2 separate regions of the Mus musculus genome follow, and region 2 is linked to region 1. Evidence: chromatin loops called from intact Hi-C (ENCODE). Cell type or tissue: gastrocnemius. All regions are shown on one strand. Links, peaks and the distances in the headings refer to the core of each region. The heading gives the core; the rest is flanking DNA. Region 1 holds the start of Wfdc1 (WAP four-disulfide core domain 1). Region 2 holds the start of Mbtps1 (membrane-bound transcription factor peptidase, site 1).

Region 1 (11,046 bases), core at 1,399-9,398:
ATCAATAGACTTAAACTGTCCTGTGTCCCTGGAGGATGGTGACCCTTAGTGACCCTTAGTGTGTCCTCTGCTTCCTGACTCCGAGTCCCCAGGCACAGCACTCTTTACATTTTAAAGTTTCTATTTCTCTCTCTCTCTCTCTCTCTCTCTCTCTCCCCTGAGGGAGGGAAGCCCTTGGCAGAGAGACATTCTCCAGGATTCACAGTCTTCGGGAAGGCATGCCAACGGTCGGAGACTTCGCAGGAGGACATCCCACTGGGCTGGGGGAAAGTTCAGGTTGCCTGGGTCACATAAACTGGAAAGGCCCTCTGAAGGTGGGACCTCGAGTTCTGAGTCTCGGCAGGAAACTGGGAAGAGGGCTGGACCTGACCTCATGGTGGGACCTAGGGCCCTGCTGGGAGCATCCGGTGGCTGTCATCCTGAGGCCACGTCAAGTCCCTGATCAAAAGAGGTGCTGGCTCCCCAGGCGGATTTGTTCTGTTTGTTTCTTGGGCCATTTTCCTTCCACACAAAGTACCCAGTGTGGCTCAGTACCCTGAGCGGTTGCCCTTCTTGTCCCGAAGACTCTGCAGGGTCCTTTTGTAACTTACCACGGTGAAGAGTTGACTGTGTGTCACATTTCGGAGGCTCCTGGCATCTCAACCCAAGCGCCTAATGTATGCATGGACCTTCAGTGTTATCTAGGGGAGAGAATGTTGACTTAGTCACATCTTGGGACTTTAGACTGCAGAACTAGTTTGGGGGGCCATCCCTCACTAAATCCGAGGATGAGGAAGAATCTTGGCAGTTAAGAAGATTAAGCTTACCCCATCAGCAACAAATACTCACTGGGTCCAGGCCAGGTTCTGGGAGCAGCTGGAGGAGATGCAGACCCATGTCTTTGTCTCCGGCAGGGTTCCGACCTTCTCTCCTCAGTGTGGTAAATGCTCATGTGTTAAGCAGCTTATGGTGACCCGTGTCAGCTTCCTCACCACGCCAGGGTTCAACTCCAGATGTTGCCGGTGGGTAGAGAGGGATCCCAAAGCTTTGCTTTGCTCCTCTTTAATTTCCAAATGCTGGGTGGATACACACAGACAGCTTGTCATTAGAAACTACTGAGTGCATTCTGTCTCTTAGAGTTCCAAACTAGGGGCCTGATGTGGAGGATGGAGCCACATGGGCGGCTTCCCAGTGAGATAGGCAAGTATCAGGGGTTCATCAGATGTCACAGAGCAATGACTGAATGTCCTAGTAGCCGTGTGACCAAACAAGGAAATGCGGGGAGAGGATGTCAGATACCCTCATGGTTCCGTTTGATCCAGGAGCAGTTTTCAATGCATGCACGGTCAGATGTCAAGGACACACCCCTGCTTTCTACCAATTTTGAGAGTTCTTTGGGGTCACTGTGGGAGTTGAAGTGATTGGCTTGGTTGGTGAAACACTTCCCACGCAGGCAGAGACCTGAGCCTGATTCCCCAGGACACACACAAAAAGGCAGGTGTGGGAGTGTGTGTCTGTAACCCCAGCTCTGAGGAGACCAAGACAGAAGGGTCCCTCATGTTCACTGGCCGGCCAGCCCAGCCATCTTAGAGAAGTCTCAGCCAGTGAGAAAGTATCTGAGGAAACCAAAGAGAATGGTCGGTGCCTGAGGAATGTGAGGGAGGTTGACCTCTGACCTCCACCAACGCATGTGTGTGTTCTGTACATGATGTCTGCTTTACACGTAAACAGTCCTCACTCAGAGCTGCTACATGGCGCATGTTTAGTGATCCTATGACTACGTGTTAGATGCCACAAGTACCAAAATGTAGGACGGGGACCCCAGATGATCCTACATCAGGCACAACATGGTCAACTGTATTCACCTACTGCGCATGAGCACAGTCTTATGAATCTGTGACTCCAGGGATGGAGCATGGCGGGGGGGGGGGTGCTACAAGAACAAGAACAATCCACCAGGTAGAGCAGACTGTCTAGTTCAGAAGAGGAGGGGTGGGAGGCAGGGGTGGGGCTCAGCGCTCCAATCAGTACAGATGCACCCAATGGTGGCCACCACATGAGAGCCTCTATCAGGAGCCATACTGGGAAAGCAGTCCCGGCAGAAATCCAAGGCCGTGCTAGGGCCCTGCCAGGCAGAAGAGCCTTCCTGGTGGGGAACTAGGAGACCTGGTGCAGTGAAGGCAGAGGGAGGTCAGAAGGGCTTCACAGACCATCAGCCCAGCTCAGGCAGAAGCCAGGCCACCCACGGAGAGACCCAGGAACTGGGCCAAGAGCCTGCTGTCCAAGAATGTAATGTAGGCACATGTGGAGACGAGCATGGGGGCTGGGAACTGCTGTCAGAGCCCCAGGACCCGGGTGCTCCTGGTGGTGGGTGGGAAGACAGACCTACCTTCCTGGGTGCCCATTCTGCCCGTGCCACCCAGCCTCACAGGGTGTGCCTCGGAGCCCCCTCGGCAAATACCACTGGGGCTGCAGGGAAAGCCAATCCCACCTTCTCCAGTGGAGCCGTTCATACCATCCTCTGGGCCTGAGCTAGCTGCTCCACCTCACACTGTTGTCTGATGTGAGAGCAAGCGTGAAACCTCTTTCCATCTCTGTGTCCCCCTTTAAGAAAAATGGGGATCCACACAGCAGCCACCTCTGCATGCTGTTGGGGACAACCTGTTGGGGACAGGCAAGGTGCTTGGTTCCCGCAGCAACCCTCAGTGCAGAGGATGCTTTCCTGTGCAATGCCACTCTCCCCCAGAGTCACATCAAAGCAGGGACTCAGAGACAAGGGAGGGGTCTGCTTCCCCACACCAGGGCCACAGGCTCCTGCGGCCCCCTGTCCCCTCCCTATAGCACCCCCAAACCCAGTTCCTGGGGCAGACAGTCACAGGCAGCGCTGAGAGCAGCACAGCCCATCCTAACTGGAGGCCGAGGAGGCCGCCACAGCAGCTCAATAGTTACAGGGGAGTGGCAGGTCCCTCCCGGCCACGTCTTGGCTGGTGCCCCTTCCTCCCTCTGCCCGGCATCTGAGCTGCCCAGCTTACAGTCACTCTAGTCACTGGAGCCACAGGGTGGACTAAAAATAACCTGGAGAACCAACCACTACCCAGGGCACAGGTGCTGGCTGAGGGCACAAGATCCCAGGGACCCTGTGTGGAGGACCAAGGCTGCAGCAGGCAAAGTTCTGTTGCTCTCTCAGGCCCCACCCAGGCTATGGTCCCTCCTCCCTCTTAACCCCTCTTGCCTCCTCTCCCCGGCCTGCGGAGGAGGTCACTCGTGCAGAAGGAAACCCTGCCACCAGCCTCGGGATGGGTAACTGCGGCAGAAAAGTCCTTCGGGCTCTGAGTTTCCTGTTGCTACTGGGCTCCAGTTCTGCCCAGGGCACTTGGGAGGCAATGCTGCCGGCCAGGCTGGCCGAGAAGTCCCGAGTAAGTGCCAGGAGGGGTGGAGGGGCCTCTGTGATGGGAGGTGGCCCAGGGGACAGAAGTCCCTAGATGCTGTCTATGGTTTCTTATCGTGGTGGGAATCTCCTGTATTGGAGCTGTAGCGGGTGGTGGGCAGACAAGGCTCTGCCTTCCTGAGAGCCCATTGCTGCCAGCAGGGAGGCAAGAAACAGGTCCACCCCCCATGTGGAGATCTTGCCTTTGAAGCTTAAGGGAAAGCATCTCTGCTTCTTCCTGGAAAGCAGAGTCTAATGAAAGGGTCTGAGGGCACAGACGTGAGCATTTGGTCCCCTCCAGTGTCTGAAGCCTGGCCACAGTGCCTCATTCGGGCAAGAGACACTTAGTGGGAAGCAGGCTGGGCAAAAATCTATATGACCCCCTGCAGGTACAGGATGAGGAGACCCGCTCTCCCCCTCGAGGGTGAGTCAGGCTGCCTGGGGACAAATGACATCGATACCTAGGAAGGTTCTGAGCAGAATGTCAACGGGGGGAGGGGGGGCAGGCACAGTGGGACCCTATGGCTGAGTCCTAAGTTGGGCTTGTCTTTGGCTGTGTGACTTCAAGCAAGTTGTCTGACCTCTCTGGACACCAACAATGTGCTCTGTGGAAGACAGAGTGATGCATTCCTCTCAGTAAATATGTGGGGGGGGGGGGAGTTGATGTGGTGTGTGACACGCATGTGTATGTGTTTACAGATGTGTGCAGTGCTTATGTGGGCACATACTCGTGTGTGCTTGGGCCTGTGGAGGCTGGCAATTGGTATCAGCCATCTACCTTGTTCATTTGATTTCCTTTACTGACAGACGGTCTCCCACTGAACTCAGAGTTCCCTAGGGCTAGTCTACCTGGACAGCTTGGCCCGGGCATCCCACCTCCCTCCCGAGCCCGTGGGCCACAAGTGGCTGCCACTTCTGCCAGCTTTTACATCCATTCTGGGTATTGGAACTTGAGCCTCAGACCTACTCAGAGGGCATATTATCCACTGGGGGACATCTCCCCCATCCCTGGTGTTGGTGTTTTGATGACACTGTCCTGGATGGGAGACTTGTCTGCCGGTTCCCCTCCTGGGGTGTCTACACAGCAGTGTGGACAGCAGAGAGTGAATGAGAGGAAGGAAGCCAGGGTGTGTTAGCTTTTGAGCAGTGGGGAGACAGATAATGAGGGAAGCGTTGGGGTGGGTGTAAGGTGGGCACCCTCCGGGGGTGGGGGGGTCTCCAGTCAGGGAGGCAGCATGCCTGCAGGGACACTGTACACTTGTGCAGACACAGAAAGCACTCAGCACTCAGAGTAGCCAGTGTGTCTCACAGGCTTCTAGTCCAATGCCAGCCCATGCCTCCTGGGAGGAATTCTGGTTCCCCGGGGCTGCTGTAGACCCTGGCAGGTTCCTGCCATCGGAGTCAGCACCAGGAGCACTCTCATGAATGCAGGAACACAAATGTGATGAGCAGCATGTTCAGCCCTGCCCTGGAGCTGCAGGGAGAGCCTTCTAAGGTTGGAGACATTTGGCCTGGGGCTTTGAAGGGTGAATATGAGTTTGCCAGATCAGGAAGCAGGGAGGTGGGAAACCAATGTGAACTGAGGCTGATCTGGGTTCAAGATGAACACCCTGGCTGGATGCTCTAGGGAAGAGACAGGGAGCCACGGGAGGAGGAGTCAGACTTCACGTGGGACATGGAATCACCAAAGGCTTCCTGGAAGAGGTGGTTGTCCTGAAGGGAGGCTAAGGATTAAGAATCCAGAGAAAGAAGGACATCCTTTGAAGGCTCCAACGCCAGAGTCTAACTAGAGATGAGAGGGGTGGGGGTGGGGCGGCGCAGGCCAGCGGGAAAGGGCAGGCTGCAAGGAAAGGGACTTTGCTGCTTTTCCCAGGTCCAGGTTCTTTGTACCTCGTGCTGCCATGGGACACAATCCCCGGGCTTTGCATTATCTGCAGAATTGGCCCCTCCCTGGTGTTCAGACTGCTGCTGTGCGTGCCAGAGGAAAGAAAGAGTGTGTGTGTGTGTGTTGGGGGACATGCCCCGCCCTGGGGAAGGCCAGGCTGTGTGTGACTCAAGAGTTTTATGGGTCCTTGTGCATCTGCCTCTTAATTGCTGTGCAGCCTTGGGCCACTCGCCGTCCTCTCTGGGCCTCAGAGGGACCTTTAACTGGGTAGCCAGAAGAGATGGCAGCCCACATGCACTGAGGCAAGATATGGCCACAGCCTCGACCCCCTCACACAACTTGGTGCTGAGCTCTTGATGGCTGTGGCCTGGGGACCCCTTCTGCAGGTATCCGGGAGCAGGCTTAGCCTTAAGGGAAGCAGTTTTGTTGTTGTTTTTTGTTTGTTTGTTTTGTTTTGTTTTTTCAGAATCACAGTTAAAAGTTAAATCCAGTATGTCTACAATGGATAATTCATTATCCATTATTATTATTTCTGGTCTGAAATATTCTCTAAAGACACATGTGTTGATGAAGATCTGGTCCCTAACATGGTAGTGTTGAGAGGAGGGGCCTGAGGAAGGTGATTGACAGGTCACAGTCCTGGGACTGGATGCGTTAGTCCCCTAACATCTGGATGGAGAGTCAAGATGAGACCAGGTTACCCTGAGAACATGAGGGGGTGGGGCCTGGTAGAAGAAATAACTTGCTGGGGGCAAGCTTTTGAAGGGATCTGTACCCGCCCCTTCCTCTCTGCTGTCTCCCCACTTCCTGGCTCCGCTCCCTCATCCCCTCTCCGAGATGTTCTCCAAAAGCAGTGAGCTGACATCCAGAGGGAGCCCTCGGAAATCCTGAGCCCAAACAAACCTCTCCCTCTGCCGGTTGGTCGGCTTAGGTGTTCGGCTAGAGTGCCCGCTAGCTCCCGGCCGGGAGGGGGCGCTCTGCACAGACATAGCACTGAGGACTTGGCTGGTTTATTACTGCCCCTGAGATCTTTATCTGTGGACTTGGGGTGGGTCACGAGGCCATACTGTTTATTTCTCCTGTCCTTGTGCTGGTGGCCTGGACTCAGCCACACTAGGATGGACAGCCCTGGCCACAGAAGTGAGACAATGATTAAAACCTGCTGGGCTATGCTGCCTACCTCCCTTCCATGGTCCATCCCGCCTCTGAGCTCCTTCAAGGGAGCAGCTTGTATTGGGGACTGGAGTTTTCCCAGATCAAGGCGGGTTCATTTGAGCGACTCCCAGTAGGGGTCAGACAGGAACGCCAACCATGTCTTTCCAAGTGAGACCCCGAAGAACGCCTAGGGTTGACATCTGTCTGAGCTTCCCTCCTCGGCAGTATAGACACAGCAGCAGGTACTCCACGTGAACCTGACACCTCTGACGTCTGCAGGCATCAGGAACACTGTGTTTCAGACATACGTGTAGGCAAAACATCTATACACAGATAAAGACCAGGCGTATGTGTGTATGTGTTGTGTATGTGTGTATGTGTGTATGTGTTGTGTATGTGTGTATGTGTTGTGTATGTGTGTATGTGTGTATGTGTTGTGTATGTGTGTATGTGTTGTGTATGTGTGTATGTGTGTATGTGTGTGTGTGCACTCATGCACCACATGTACATGTGTTTGAATGTATGTGTAGGGATGTACACATAGATATTATTGGTGGGGCCTGTGTGTGTGTATGCGTGTGTATGCATGTGTATACATGTGTGTGTGTGTATGTGTGTGTATACATGTGTATGTGTGTGTATGTGCATGCATGCAAGCACACACTCATGTACATGTGTTTGAATGTATGTCATAGATATTATGGGTGGGGCCCATAGCAGCTGTGGGTGATGACCCCCCTCCCAGCCCATTACTGTAGAACCTCCCCTACCTGCATGGGTGCGTCATCTGGGCCTCTCCTCTCTCCTAGAGCCCCACCTCCCACACTTGCTTCCGTGATATCTTTGTATTCTTTGCTCCCGTTGTTCTTATCAGCAAGATTTGTTTACTTTCTCACCAGCTGCTTTCATAGGAGACAAAAGATGCAGAGGGCTTACCCTAGGGGTGGGTCTCCCTTGCGTCATATCAGGCGTGGGTCTGCTCATGTCTGGAACTGGGCCAGACTCGGATCTGACTGAGAGCCTGAAGTGCATAGGCGCAGGCAGAGGGTGTCTACATTCCCCAGGGCAGAGGCGAGCTCAGAAAGGTCTAGAGGGGCTTCCTATGAGCACTTGATGGCAACACTGCCCGAGCTGAAGTTTCTGCTCTTCCGAGCTCCCCTGGGAAGGGCCCAAGCCTCTCCTGAGTTCTGTCCCCGTGACCTGCCGTGGAGGGCTGGCGCATCCTCACACGGAACCCCAGCCCTGCGGGCCAGGGAGATGCCTATTTTTAGATTTCTGACGTCCAAATTCCAGAGGAAGGGCAAGTGGGGCTTGGAAGGAAAGCTGGCTTTCTTTCTCCACCAGGCACACCAGTCCTGGAGGACATTTTTATTGGTCTAGCCATGAAGTCTCTAGAACATTCCAAAGAAGGGCAAAGCTTTCCTGTGGAATGAAGGCGTGGTGAATGTCAGGGAGATGTGGGGTGAGGGCAGCTTCACAGGTGGGGTGCTAGCTCTTCAGATGGAGGGGTCGCTCCCCAGTTCTTTCTGATATTTACCCTCAGAAGAATCCAGACAGTTCAGAGCTGGATGCTTGAGGGCAGTCCACATGCAGTCCTCCACACACCACTTGTCCGTGTGAACCAACACTTTTTCCTGAGCCCCGCCCACAGTACAAGGTTTTTTTGTTTTTGTTTTTGCTTTTTGGTTTTTTGGTTTTTTTCGAGACAGGGTTTCTCTGTATAGCCCTGGCTGTCCTGGAACTCACTTTGTAGACCAGGCTAGCCTCAAACTCAGAAATCCACCTGTCTCTGCCTCCCAAGTGCTAGGATTAAACTCGTGTGCCACCACCGCTCAGCACAAGTATTTATTTTTATTCATATTGCTTAAAAATGTTTAAATTGAGTTGAATTGTGTATGACTTAAGACTTTTTATAGAAATTTTACCAATTTTACCTTTTTAATTAAAAAAAAATCCAAGATGTCATATAGCCCAGGCTGGACTCAATCTGTAGGTGAGGATGGCCTTAAACATCCCATCTTCCTGTCTCTACATCCTGAGTGCTGGGGTTGTAGGCGTGTGCACCACGGGCTGGGGATTGAACCCTGATCCCTATGCATTCCAGGAAAGCATTCTACCCACTCGGCTGCAACCCTAGCCCAAGATAAAACATTGGTGTGTATGTGTGTGTGTGTCTATGTATGTGTGTGTCTGTGTCTGTGTGTGTCTCTGTGTCTGTCTGTTTCTGTGTCTGTGTTTTGTGTGTATGTTGTCTGTGAGTGTATCTGTGTGTGTCTATCTGTGTGTGTGTCTGTCTGTCTCTCTGTGTATAACTGTCTGTGTTTTGTGTGTATATCTGTGTGTAAGTGCGTGTGTGTTTCTGCCTGCCTGCCTGCCTGTCTATCTGTCTCATTGTGTGTCTCTGTGTCTGTCTGTTTCTGTGTGTTTTTTGTGTGTGTTGTCTGTGAGTGTATCTGTGTGTCTGTCTGTCTGTCTCTCTGTGTATATCTGTGTGTAAGTGTGTGTGTGTTTCTGCCTGCCTGCCTGTCTATCTGTCTCATTGTATGTCTGCCTGTCTGTCTCTGTGTGTGTCTCGGTGTCTGTCTGTTTCGTGTGTGTGTTGTCTGTCTCTCTGTGTATATCTGTGTGTCTGTGTTATTGGTATCTCTCTGGGTGTATATCTGTATGTATATATCTGTGTGTGTCTGTCTCTGTGTGTGTCTATGACTCTGTCTCTGTGTTTTGTGTGTGTATCTGTGTGTATTTGTGTGTAACTGTATAGATCTCTATGTGTAACTATATGTGTGTGTGTGTGTGTCTGTCTGCCTGTCTGTCTCTCTGCTCCCAAAGCACTTCCTTCCCTCCCCACAAAGGAGACCCTTACCCAGTAAGCACTGGCTTCCATTCTCCCAGCAACCACCGAAGGACTCCATCTCTGGGTTTCCTTGTATGTGTGGTGGATCCACCCTGCACATGATCTGTGTGTGGCCACTTGTGGCAGATTTGTGGACATGGCTGGTTCTCGTCCTTCCCCCAAGGCCCATGTGACATTCTGAACTGCAGATGTCCCTTTACTCACCCATCCAGCCTTCTCTGGCTGTTCTAGGACAATGAACTTGAACCTGCGGACCCTCCCCTCCCATGCCCAGTGAAGATGAATCCTTGACCCATGTGCTGTAGATGCAGCAACCAAAACGAAACGGGGCTTTGTGGATCTACACCGGTGTCAGACTCTCTCTCTGAGGAGGAGAACAGCCACCAGGTGGAGGAACTTAGAAGGATTGCTCTACTCAGGTCTGGCACGAGGAAGAGAGATGTCTGAGCAGTACCCAGAGGATCCGTCAGACAGGTGTTCAGGGGTCACACTTAAGATAAAGTCCCTAGTAGGGGTGTAAAGCCAGGGCAGACATCACAGGGTGCGTCATGAAGAATGTTGTCAGCCTGGCTGGCTTCTGTGAGGGGTTGGCTGTGCTCTTATGTCTTTTCCCGTGGCAATGTAGGCTGGAGAGAAGGGTGGGCTATGGCCACAGGCAGCGTCGGAATGAGCTGTTTCTAGAATGTACCTGGGTGAGGGTGGCAGATAGTTTTGCCCTGAACTGGGGCTGTTCCCCAGGATAATGGAAGCTGGGGAGTGTGCAAGGAGGGGCCCTTAGGGCCAGGCTCCAGGACAGAAAGGCTCTGGAGGAGTCAGAGAGAGCCAATTTGCCTCTGTCTCTGGAGAGCTAGTCCTGTGACTTTGTCCTCATCTGCAAAGTGGGCTAATAACACCCTCAGAGGAGTATGTTGCAGGCGCCTGAGTAGGGTAAGAGCTGACAAGTATTGCTTCAGACCTCAACCATGAAACCAGGTGGCTCAAGTTCTGAGCCTGGGACTTCCTGCCATGTGCCTCAGGTTCCACACTGTGTGACAGGGCCAGCAAGAGAACCTAGCTGAGAGAGACAAGGCCACATAGCAGTTGTCAGAGAGTGGTACAAGGGAGGAAGTCTGTCTCGGTGCTAGGCGCCTGTTCCCAGTGCCCCTCCCCCACATCACCTAAGAGCCCTGCCATAGAGAGGTTGTCATGTTTCCACTAAATGCTGTTCTGTCTCTGAACATCCTCTGTGCCCACTAGGCCAGCACTCCTGGGACCAGGAACACATTTTCCCTTCCCTTCCCTTCCCTTCCCTTCCCTTCCCTTCCCTTCCCTTCCCTTCCCTTCCCTTCCCTTCCTTAGTTCCTTCCTTTTTTTCTCTAGGCAGGGTTTCTCTGTATAGTCCTGGCTGTCCTGGAACTCACTTTGTAGACCAGGCTGGCCTCGAACTCAGAAATCCGCCTGCCTCTGCCTCCCAAGTGCTGGGATTAAAGGCGTGCGCCACCACTGCCTGGCTTTCTTTTCTTTTTTAAGATGTTGTTTGTTTTTGTGTCTATGGATGTTTTGCCTATATGCATGCCTGTGCACCACATGCATGCAGTGCCTATAGAAGCCAGTAGAGGGCATCAGTTCCCCTGCAACTGGAGTCCCAAACACGTGTGAGCCACCACGTGGGTGCTGGGAGTTGAACCCTGGTCCGCTGTCAGAGCAGCTAGTACTCTAACCATGGAGCCATCTCACCGTCCCTGCAGGCTTCTTAGCATCACACCA
Region 2 (11,046 bases), core at 1,832-9,831, 110 kb before region 1:
CCCAAGGCCATTGCATGAAGTGACCTATCAGTCACCAGCTGTACAGTGACACCCAGTAGATAGACATGCCAGTAGACAGCATTGACTAAAATGAAACGGGAGTGTGGCTGACCATGGGGATCTACTGATGACCGGTTCCCACCCCACTGCCCCTTCCATCTAAGAATATGTAAATCCTTTACATAATGGCACAGCACTTCCATAGAAACTATGCACAGGCTCCTTCTAAGAGCAGCAAGAGCTCTTAACCCCTCTCTATCAACACCCCCAAATAGTTTCAATCAGCAATTGGCTGAATATGTGAATGTGGGCTGGGATATATACTAGGGGTGGGGGAGCATCTAACCCCCAGTCTACAGAGCAGTCATGCTTTCTGAAAGGCTTCAGTTAAAAACATTCTGTTCACATTAGCTTTAGCGCTTTCATCATTTATATTATAAACAAACAAAAAACAAGTAACTTTTTTCCTGGAAAAAAAGGTGGAGCACCCAGAATAGAACTCATACTTAATAATTCAACAAATCTAGTAAGTATTCTCATGGTTTTGTTTTGTTCAAATCTCAAATTGTCAATATGTACTAAAACCTTTAAAACTGTACCGAAAAGATTCTTCAGCAGGAAGAAAACTTAACACTTACTTAGCATTTCTTGGTAGCAGGTAGGATTCACTATCCCTGTTACTACCCCCACTGGGTGAGAAAACAGGCCTAAAGGAGGAATGCCCTTGCTGCCCCTACACCCTGTCACTGAGTGGGGAAGCTGTCTGGGAACCCCAGTGTCTGAGTGACATTCTTCAGAGGGACGGAGCCTGATGTTTTAAAAATGCCCCTTGGAATTCAGTCCAACATGTATAAACCTGAAAGCACACTATTTACATCCAAGGATGTACAGTACAGCATTGTAGTGGGGAAGAGTTAGAAACTCTGTAAGCATGCAATAACAGGGGACAGAAGGGGAAATGATTATGGTTTGTCTGCATTACAGAATGCCAGGCAGAAACTTTTCGAATAAGACTGAATCATGGTCCCTGACAGATGTCCACATCCTGACCCCCAGAACCTGTGGATGTGACTGTATACCAAGACTCAGCAGGATATGAGCACCCCAAGCTGGGGAGGGCATCCTCTACCCTCTAATCACTATAATGCCTCCATACAGCTAAGGGGATGGTTCAGAGTTAGGACAATAAAAGCCAGGGTGTGGTTTTTGTTAGAAAGAAATCAAGGTGCCAAGGAATTACAGGCGGCTTCTATAAACAGAGGGAACTGGACCTCTCTGAGAGCCTTCAGAAAGACCCAGCTGTCAATACTGGCTCTGAGACTCACTTTGGACTTCTGACCTCTAGAATGATAAAACGGTTTATGCTAGTAACAGGAGAATGAGCTAATGAAGTATTAAAGAAATCAGTTCATGCACAGAATGGTCCCAGCTTTGCAGGTACACATCCCCTCAGTGAGACAGGGTCTTGCCTTGCTACACAGCCCTGGCTGTCCTGGATCTCGCTGTGTAGACCAGGATGGCCTCAAACTCAGCTCCACCTCCTTCTACCTCCTAAAGCTGGCAAGCTTTGACTTTTAAAGTCGCATCCATGCTACTGGAGAGATGACGCTGTGATTAGGAGCACTTGCTGTTCTTGTAGGACACAGGTTTGAGTCTCAGCACCCACATGGTGGTTCACAACCAACCCGAACTCAGGTTCAAGGGGATCCATCACTCTCTGCTTACCTCTGTAAGCACATCATGAATATGCATACATTAGGCAAAATACAGGTTAATCTATGAAGTTTCTGTATCTATGTACAAGGAAAAACCACACTAAAAGGTAACAAAACAGCGTAAGCGCTGCAGCAGGGTGGCCCCCTCCTCTCCACTTTATTACATTTCTTCACAGTTTACAAAGAGCGTTATTGTTTTTATAATTAGACAAATCACATTGTTTATCATTTTAAATAAATCCTTTAAAATAAATTTTTAACGAGGAGGTTACATTTTCTGGTAAGACAGCCGCACAAAAGATCAACTGTGAGCCAGGCATGATGGCGCACGCTTTTAAACCCAGCACTCAAGAGGCAGAGGCAGGAGGATCTCTGAGAGTTCAAGGCCAGCCTGGTCTACATAGTGAGTTCTAGGGCAATCAAAGTTACATAGTGAGACCCTGTCTCAAAAACAAAATAACAACAAAAATCAGCATGCCAGACTTACTGATTTTGGTATACAGTGATCTTAAGCTCTTCCTCTCTGAGTTGTTCCCACACATCTGTCTACAGTGACCTTCCTAGCTACAGGAGAACCTGAAGCACCTCATGGCCCCGTCCAGAAACTCCACAGGGACGCCACTCTACCTGCAGGGCCTCTTGAGGTTTTCCCTGGATCCACCAAGTAGTGATCAGACTTAACTCCCAGGCATCCTTGCAGAAGACCTGGTTATCTTCTATAAAAAGCATACCTACTAAAGAAGACCTTTCCACCCGTGGCTTCCCTGAGGGTGACTGCACTGCTCATATGGGGGGACTCAAGATGAGCCTGACATCAAATACTGCATGGGAAAGACACCTGCACCCCAGGGACAGATGCAACAGGTACAGTGTGACAGAGAGGAGAGTGAGCGTCAAGGGGCAACTAATATCTCTTTCAACTCTGAAATCCTTTTTACAGTGTGCACATTGTAAGAGAACACCACCAAGATTACACTTCTGAGCATAATTTAAATATATCTAAAGTTATTTGCTTGGATATAATTCTTAAATCTAATTCAGGTGAGAGGAAATGCCCATACCGCAGCCATCTAATTATGCTCCCATGCCCCACCTCTTCATGAGCGAGTTCACTGAAGTAACTCCTGTGAAGGCTGTTTAAGCCAGGAAAGGGCCCTATCCAATTTAATTAAACGTTGGCTGGAAAACGGTCTCTTTTGAAACTCAACTGCACATTTGGCTGTATTCCCACCATTTAACAGGCTAACAATTAAGCAGTGCCAGAAGGTACTCTCTTAAAATAAAGGTGTGTATGGAGGCCTCGATGAGCCAGTGATGTTCAGTATGTGTGACCGAGAAGCTGAGGTGTTTACTGTCTGTCCCTGCAGAGTCTGCTCTTGGTTCCTAGTCTCTGCATATCTAACAGGTACCAGCCAACCACAGACTGGGCCAAACTTCTTACTTTCCTCATTTTAGCTGAAATTCATTTCCTTATGAGGGGAAAATACTGTCAAGATTAATAGGAACATTGATTTAGTGGTTAAGAGCATTTACTGGTTTTCCAGAGAACCAGGGTTCTATTCCCAGTACCCAAAGCTCTGGTCTCCTCAGACAAGAGATGTGCAGACACATGCAGGCCAGCCCTTTATATACACAAGAGAAGTAAGTCAAACGGTCAATAGGACCGATCAGATAGCGCTATGGGTAAAGGCACTTGCTGTGCTGGCCTGATGATCTGAGTTTGACCCCTTGAACCCTCATAAAGGAAAGACAAGAGAACCGACTCCACAGTTGTCCTCTGCCCTCCACACGTGTGCACCTATATACATCATACATACGTGGACTTAGAAAACATATCAAACCAGACTGCACCACTAGGAAAAAAATCCACTCATCGGTCACCTCCTACAATACCTTTGGAAAGTCTAGATTCCTGAGCATTTCAGATCAATGGATGGGTTCTGATCCCATCTATACCACCCCCAAAGCAATCAAGAGTTGTTAATAAGAGGCTGGAGACATGGCTCAGTAGTTAAGAACACTGGCTGCTCTTCCAGAAGACCCAGGTTTGATCCCTTGCACCCATGTGGCAGCTTAGAACTGTCTGTAACTGCAGTTCCAGGGGACCCAACACCCTCACATACATATACAGGCAGGCAAAGCACCAATGAACATTGAAATGAACATAACTCACTTTAGGGAAAAAAAGAAATTGCTAATCATATACAACTTTCTCCTCAAAAGAAATCACTGAAGAGATTCCTTAGAGGAGCTGGGAAGATGATCCATGGAGCACGAGGACTTGAATTAAGTCCCCAAAACTCACACAGAAAGCTGAGGTAGACTGCCCCTGGGACACAGTGGCCCCTTAGTCTCACTCAATCAGAGGCTCCAGAATCACTGAGTCCCTGTCTCAAAAAAAAAAAAAAAAAAAATCAGGTGGAGTGTGATCAAGGAAGCGCGCGCACACACACACACACACACACACACACACACACACAGACTTCCCTTTTGGTCCTCCTAGTCCAAAGATTGCCGACCATCGGAGAGAGAACTGAGTCAGAGAATAAAGCATATGACAGCACCAAGAATGAACAAGATCTGACCAGAAAACATGCTCCTTCATTCCCGAGGGGCGAGGGGGAGGCCTGCCAACACCGCATCACTTTTTAGATAGTAACAGCAAATTGTTGGTTATAAGGGGTGTTTAGAGACTGCAGGAGAGTCCTAATGAGCAAAAGTGCAGGTTCCAGTAGCCACTTCACCCTTACACTCAAAACAAAAACAAAAACCAAAAAGTCCACAAAAAATTAGCTCTGTGGCCAAATGTGTCACATACTGCAAGATAAGACCTTGGCAAAAGGTATTCCACATGAATAGGGGTAACTGTGGGCTATTAAACAACGGACTATCATTCAGCCGTAAAAGATGAAATACTGACTTACGCTACAACCATAAAAAAAGGTACTGGTTTATGCAACAACATAGATGAATTCTGGAAACAAGACACCAAAGGCCACATGCGACTCTTGACCCACTATTCCCAAAAAGCAAACCTAAGGAGACAGGTCCATCGGTGACTAAAATAGCAGACTAAAAATCGGTTCTAACCACAGCAGGGTACCGGGAGTCTGGGGAGTGGTTCTCAAAGCGGGCTGTGGTGCCGACTGAACTGCTCCGCAAGATGACACAAAGTCACAGGGCGGGACCACTTAATACAAGTGACCCTGTGATACATAGGACACTTTATAGAAATCACGGTCTTGCGTTTAAAAAATAACGGTAAGTGGTGTGGCGCTGTACGTCTTTAATCCCAGCGCCAGGCAGAGACGTGAGGATCAGGAGTTCAAAGCCAGCTTGAGCTACTCAGACCTTGTCTTAAATATTAACTTTTTCCCCCCCCGACTAGTTTTGCAGATTTTTATGCTTTTCTCTGTCCGGCTTTTTCATTCGCCTCCAAACCTAGGGGTTGCTAGCGAGGCTGATCCCAGAATGAAATCTTCAAGTGCTCCTCCCGTCCCTTCAAAGCGCCACTCAAAAACACCTACAGCAAATGCGAGTCCGAGCCGCGATGTGCACTGAGCTGCAGCTCGGTTCCCCGGGGCTCGCGACCGCAGGGCCCTGCGGAGGCGAACGGCGCTTGCGCACCGCGGCGCGCAGGCGCAGGCCAGGCCGCCGCAGCCGCCGCCGCCGCTCCGGGCCAATTTCTGGGGAAGCAGCTGCGGTAGCCGGCGGCCCCCGCGCGGGCAGCGGACGGCTGAGCCTAGGGCGCGTCCGGCTCTCGGCCGCCGCCGGCAAACGTACCTGCGTCCGCCTCAGGCTCGGGGTCGGCGGACCCGGGAGAACGGCGGCTCCGCCGCGAACACGCCTCGGGTCTCCATTCGGGGGATGTTTACTCGCAAGTCTCGCGAGACCACGCCGCTGGGGCGTGGGGGGGTTACGACGGCCCGGCGTGCTCTGCGCGCCCGCGACCTGCGTGCGCGCTCCTGACGGCCCGGCACCGAGGCGAGAGGCTGTGCGGAGCTCTCGCGACATTTGCGGTCTTGGGGGAGGGGTCGGGAAGGGGCGGAGCCGAGGGCGAGGCCAAATCGCCCTCTCTGGGTATATATAGGGAACCCTGGTGGTTTAGGTTTCTCCAGGTTTCCTGGCCTGGAAACTCAGGAAGGGTGCGAGCACCTTTGCGCGGCTGAAGTGGGACGGCGCCTATCCAATCTATGTGTTCTCCTGAACTACTCCCATGGCCCCAGTTTATTACTGCTGCCAGGAGGGTGCATCAGCATCTTGAGAAACAGGACGTTTGTAACACCAACTATTTACCATTTGGAACAAACAGGATCAAGGTGAATTTCGTCTGGTAAAACGCACTTGAGCAATTTAGCCACCTGTAGAACGGGCCCATTCTCAGCCTTAGTACTGAGCTGGATCGATCACTCTTGGCCCTGGCACAACCTAAGTGTGCTCGGGGACTGTGACTGAAGCAAACAGGATGGAGGAGACAAACCCTGAGTCCTAGGCTCATAAGCTCACCTTGGCTGCCAAACCTGGTATGGAAACTGGGTTTTGCATTGGGACCTCCAGCCGAGCAAACTCAAGAAAAGGGGATCCGGACCCAGGATTTAGGTCAGGGTATGGAGGGGACCTTGTGCAGCACTCTTGTGTTTTCCCTCAGGTGTTCAGTCAGAAGAGTGCATGTAAGAGGGGACAGTACTCTTGTATAGGAGCCAAGTTTCCATCCCAGAACCTGCTCACTGTAACTTCAGCTTCGGAGGGATCAGGTTTTTGGCCTCTGAGGGCACCTGCACGCCTATACATAATCCTACACAGACATACAAACGAGATTTTAAAAGGGCGGTTCTGAGACAGTAGCCCCACACATTGAAAAGGATAGACCGCATTTATTCCCAGGTTCCAGAATCCTATGGATAACCCATCATTCCGGAAACTCGCTGTGGCAACCCCATTGCCTGCCCACTCTCTGCCCTGAGACTTGAATCTTGCTCTTGGCCTGATGTCTCCCTGCTGATTCGCCACACTCTCCCCAAGGTCTTCTGTCCTTCAGATGCCTGAAGCCCAGTAATTAGAAGACCCTTGCTGGCTCAGGAGAAGCTGGGAGCAATAAGTTGATGTCATAAAGGACCCATTAAGCCTGCATACAGTAGACTTTAGCTAAAGGAGTGCTCAGAGCTGAGTAGTGGACTAACCAGACTGTAGGAAAGAGATGGCTTTACCACAAATGTAATTAAAGTTTTGGTTTTCTGGGTTTCTGTTAAGATCACCACTGATTAGGGACAGGACAAATGGAGACACCCCCGGCCATTAGGAACACTCCCGTATCAAAGACCATGCCTCTGTTAGAAAGTTCAAAGCGGGTACTGGGTCACAACACCATTGAATCCCGGTCCTCATTAAGTCCAGGTTCTCGTATCAGGAAGAGCAATATTCTGCCAAGCGCACATGCTGACCCTGGCTAACAGCTGCCTAGGGGCTGTCTCAGAATAACTAGAGCAATTACTTTCCGTTGTAAATCTCCCACTTCAAACAACCAAACTTAGGAATTTTATCACCGTGGTTCTGTAGCGATGTGTGTTATATAGGGAGGACCTCAGTGTACAGAGGACCCGTGCAGTCACATACAAATGCTATTTCGTTTGATCCAGGGGACTTAAGCATCTGTAGATTTTGTTGATCATGGGGCTCCCAGAACTGCTCCCCTCAGACATCAAGGGATAACTCTGTAGTAACCATGTGACCACGGGGCTGCCAGAGGGAGGCTTGCTGTCACTGTCCACAAACACATCAAAACTCAAAGCACATAGGAGGCATGGTCAGTCCTGAGTCAGGGACTGTGCCAAGCTCACTGTGGGTAGAGAGGAGCAGAGGCTGAGGGCAGAGGTCATCAAGACTGAGGAACCATCACCAATCCTCCGGTTCCCAAACAGGGAGAGGTTTTACATCACGGAAGTAAGCAAAATGAAAATGGCTGATGGGGGCTAGAGAGGTTTAGTTCAGTGGTTAAGGGCACTTACTGCTCTTCCAGAAGACCTAATAAGTGCAGTTCCCAGAACTCCCTCAGGTAGCTCACGACCACCTGGAACTGCAGGGATCTCTGACTCTCTTCTGCACATGTGGCAGACACTCACATAGATGAATAAATACCAAAAAAAAATAGACCAATAAAAGGGGTCTGGAGAGATGATGACTCAGTAGTGAAGAACACAAGTTATTCTCATAGAGGACCCAGGTTTGATCCCCTCTGCCCACATGGTAGCTCATAGCCATCTGTACCTCTAGTTCCAACAGCACCTGCATGCATGTGGTGCATGCGTACAAGCTCCCACAGCCAAACATACATGCATGCATACATACATACATACATTCGTGCATACATACAATTAGCCTAAGAAACACACCTCAGAAGGAAAGAACTGATAAGGACTCCGTTCCTTCTCACTCTCTAAAGCCTACCACACCTGGCCTCTGTACCCCCTGTACAGTTGCAGCAGTTCCTGCTGAGCCGTCCCACCATATCCACACTCTCTAAAGCCTACCACACCTGGCCTCTGTACCCGCTGTACAGTTGCAGCAGTTCCTGCTGAGCCGTCCCTCCATATCCACACTCTCTAAAGCCTACCACACCTGGCCTCTGTACCCGCCGCTGTACAGTTGCAGCAGTTCCTGCTGAGCCGTCCCTCCATATCCACACTCTCTAAAGCCTACCACACCTGGCCTCTGTACCCGCTGTACAGTTGCAGCAGTTCCTGCTGAGCCGTCCCACCATATCCACACTCTCTAAAGCCTACCACACCTGGCCTCTGTACCCGCTGTACAGTTGCAGCAGTTCCTGCTGAGCCGTCCCTCCATATCCACACTCTCTAAAGCCTACCACACCTGGCCTCTGTACCCGCTGTACAGTTGCAGCAGTTCCTGCTGAGCCGTCCCTCCATATCCACACCACCAAGTGCACAGCCCATCCTCAGCCACTCAGCCAGAGGACGAGGGACTCGGGTGCCCAGTAGGCAGTAGGCACAACGGTGTGCACCCTGTTGTTTTACCAATGACAACCATGGGTGTTGATTGGTCAACTTCTGCTCATAATATCTGTAGGGAAAAAAGAAAGAAAGAAAAAGACCCTCTGGTGGCGGGACCTGAAGGAAACAGTGATGCTTTTATTGTTACGTTCTGATTCACAGGATGAGTTACAAAGGTTCCGAGTTCCTCCTTCCTTGGTAAAAAGCCATGTCCACAGTGGGCAGGCAGACTAGCTCAGCAGAGAGGGTCTGCCTATGAGAGCTAGGAAGCCTAAAGGTGCCTGATTCGAGTCTTCTGCTGCAGCCACGGATCACTGTGCTCCGAGTTCTAGCTGAGTCCTGCTGAGAGAACATCACTGACTCCTCATCATGGAGCAAGGACTCCGCACTTGATAGACAAGTCTGAATACTGGGCCACAGGACCTTACACAGAGCGGACAGTGCGTCTCTGCTGCTGTTTTTGTTTCCTGAACCAGAGTTTCACTATATAGCCCATGCTGGCCTTGAACCCCTCAGTCTCCTGCCTTCCTCCCTAATCACCATGCGTGATTAGGTCTCAGGTGGAGGTACTGCCGCCTATCACATGCACGAAGGTTCTCAGCAGTAAGGTAGCCGTCCCCGCCGAGGCTCCTCCTCCTCTGTCTCCAAGCATGGTAGTCTGCCCATGATCTGAGGACATGAAGACACTGATCTAGATCTGAGTCACAACTTAAAATGGCACATCTGATGTCCTGGGCAAAGTGCACTTGGGCCTACAGGTGATGGGATGTCACTAAAGCAACTCCATCCAAGTCCCAGCGTGCCGCTCATTCTCACTTCCCAGGCACAGCGCAGCACCACAAGGGGCAACGCCACATCCTCCACTCTGCACAAGCTGCCATGACTTCCAAGCTTCCACGTGCTGGGTATGAGACCCTCCCAAGAGGTTGGTTTTATAAACCAACGAAAGCCACTAAGTTTCAGTGTGCCCCCATATTGTGGGATATACGTAAAGGACCCTCACGCTAATAAAAGCATTCCCTACAATGTACACATTCATCACACAGGCTAAAAACGAGCTAACATCACTTCAATAACTACCTTATACCACGCACAAAAGCTGCCCATATTTCAACCACTATTCCACAAACACGTGATGATTTTATCAACAACGCTCCTGGGGAGAAATTGGATTACATAGAAAAGTGTATGAAAGCCAGCTCTAACAAGCTCTGAAGGGGGTCAGATAGAACACGGACTCAGTGAGGAACCACCACTTAGGTACATCCAAAGACAACCTATTATGTGTCCCAGCCTAGCAACAAAACCCACCTACAGAGTGGGAAAGACAAAAGTACTCAAAGAAACAATGTCGTAGGACATGGCAAGCCCACACAGCGTAGAGCCTGAAAGTCTTTCAGCACATGAAAGGGAGTAGCCCAGGCGTTTACTCTGGGAAGGGCTCCCTCATAACCTCGTCTTGGCAGAGTCTACTGTAAAGTCTTATCGATAACTTCACCCAGACACACAGCACACACATGGTTCTAAGGGACCTTAGGGAAAGGCAGTGTGTACACACAGACACCCCCCATGGAGCTATGCAGCATGACACATGTCTACTGTTAACACCTGCACTCCCAGTTCACAGTTTGAAAATAACACTTTTCTGTTGTCTTCCTGATGAACATTAATTTTTTTTTCAAGGACAGGTTTAACTGCATGTCCCTGGCTGGCCTGGAACTCACTATGTAGCCCAGGCCTGTCTCAAGCTCCCAAGTGCTGGCATTAAAGGCGTGAGCCCCCACGCCCAGCCTGAGGAACATCTTGAAAGCCAATACTATAATCAGTCACCTGTAAAAGGAAAACAGGTGACTTCTCAAAAAAAAAAAAAAAAGAAAGAAAGAAAAAGAAAAAGACCAGCACAAGACGGACAATACAGGAGCGAGCTGGTCACGCTCCAAGTGTTGAGGAAGCAGCCCGTTCTGTCCTCAGGCTTCATGGCCATGCGCCCTGGGCCAACCATGTGGTCCCTGAGGTTTGCTCACAGACGTAACAGTCGGCCTCATGAAGGATGGCGATGCACTAGGGACTTGGTAGGAGACGATACACAGGTGGAGTGAATGTGTTCTTCCAAACGCCAGAAACCGTAGGTGACCGTGGCTTAACCAAGCTTCTCCCCAGCCTCCTGGCTCAGGCTTGGCAGGATAAGGCCTCTTTCCGTAAGGAGCGGTTGAGGAGGTTTGCACCCCACACCCAGAGCCACTCGGGCATATACTGTGCGAAGAGGAACTACAAATGAGAGACAAAGGAGATGTGGTTAGAGTCCCGAGCCATGAGAGCCGAAG

Evidence for each region. Peaks named below come from ENCODE experiments on the same cell type or tissue, not always from the same donor. Only the 100,000 strongest peaks of a DNase experiment are listed, where the experiment ranks them.
Region 2: it touches region 1 in a loop (2.3-fold over the local background); 2 of 42 quality-filtered maps call a loop at or near these places.

The regions. Positions count from the first base shown.
Region 1 is chr8:119,663,266-119,674,311 of GRCm38, forward strand. Wfdc1 (WAP four-disulfide core domain 1) reads left to right here and starts at 3,100. Exons shown (of 7, transcript NM_023395.2): 1 at 3,100-3,395. The coding sequence starts at 3,276. Gm32352 (a long non-coding RNA gene) reads right to left here and starts at 7,671. Exons shown (of 4, transcript XR_388091.3): 1 at 7,383-7,671; 2 at 829-1,055; 3 at 591-680. In gastrocnemius, for the core only: a CTCF peak has its summit at 6,229 (motif pointing right); DNase peaks (open chromatin) are centred at 2,229 and 7,531; H3K4me3 peaks cover 6,030 bases; H3K27ac peaks cover 7,898 bases.
Region 2 is chr8:119,553,148-119,564,193 of GRCm38, forward strand. Mbtps1 (membrane-bound transcription factor peptidase, site 1) reads right to left here and starts at 5,614. Exons shown (of 23, transcript NM_001167910.1): 1 at 5,499-5,614. It overlaps Hsdl1 (hydroxysteroid dehydrogenase like 1), which reads right to left. Exons shown (of 5, transcript NM_175185.5): 5 at 8,831-10,990. The coding sequence ends at 10,892. In gastrocnemius, for the core only: a CTCF peak has its summit at 5,817; DNase peaks (open chromatin) are centred at 4,305, 5,368, 5,679 and 6,211; H3K4me3 peaks cover 2,177 bases; H3K27ac peaks cover 2,561 bases.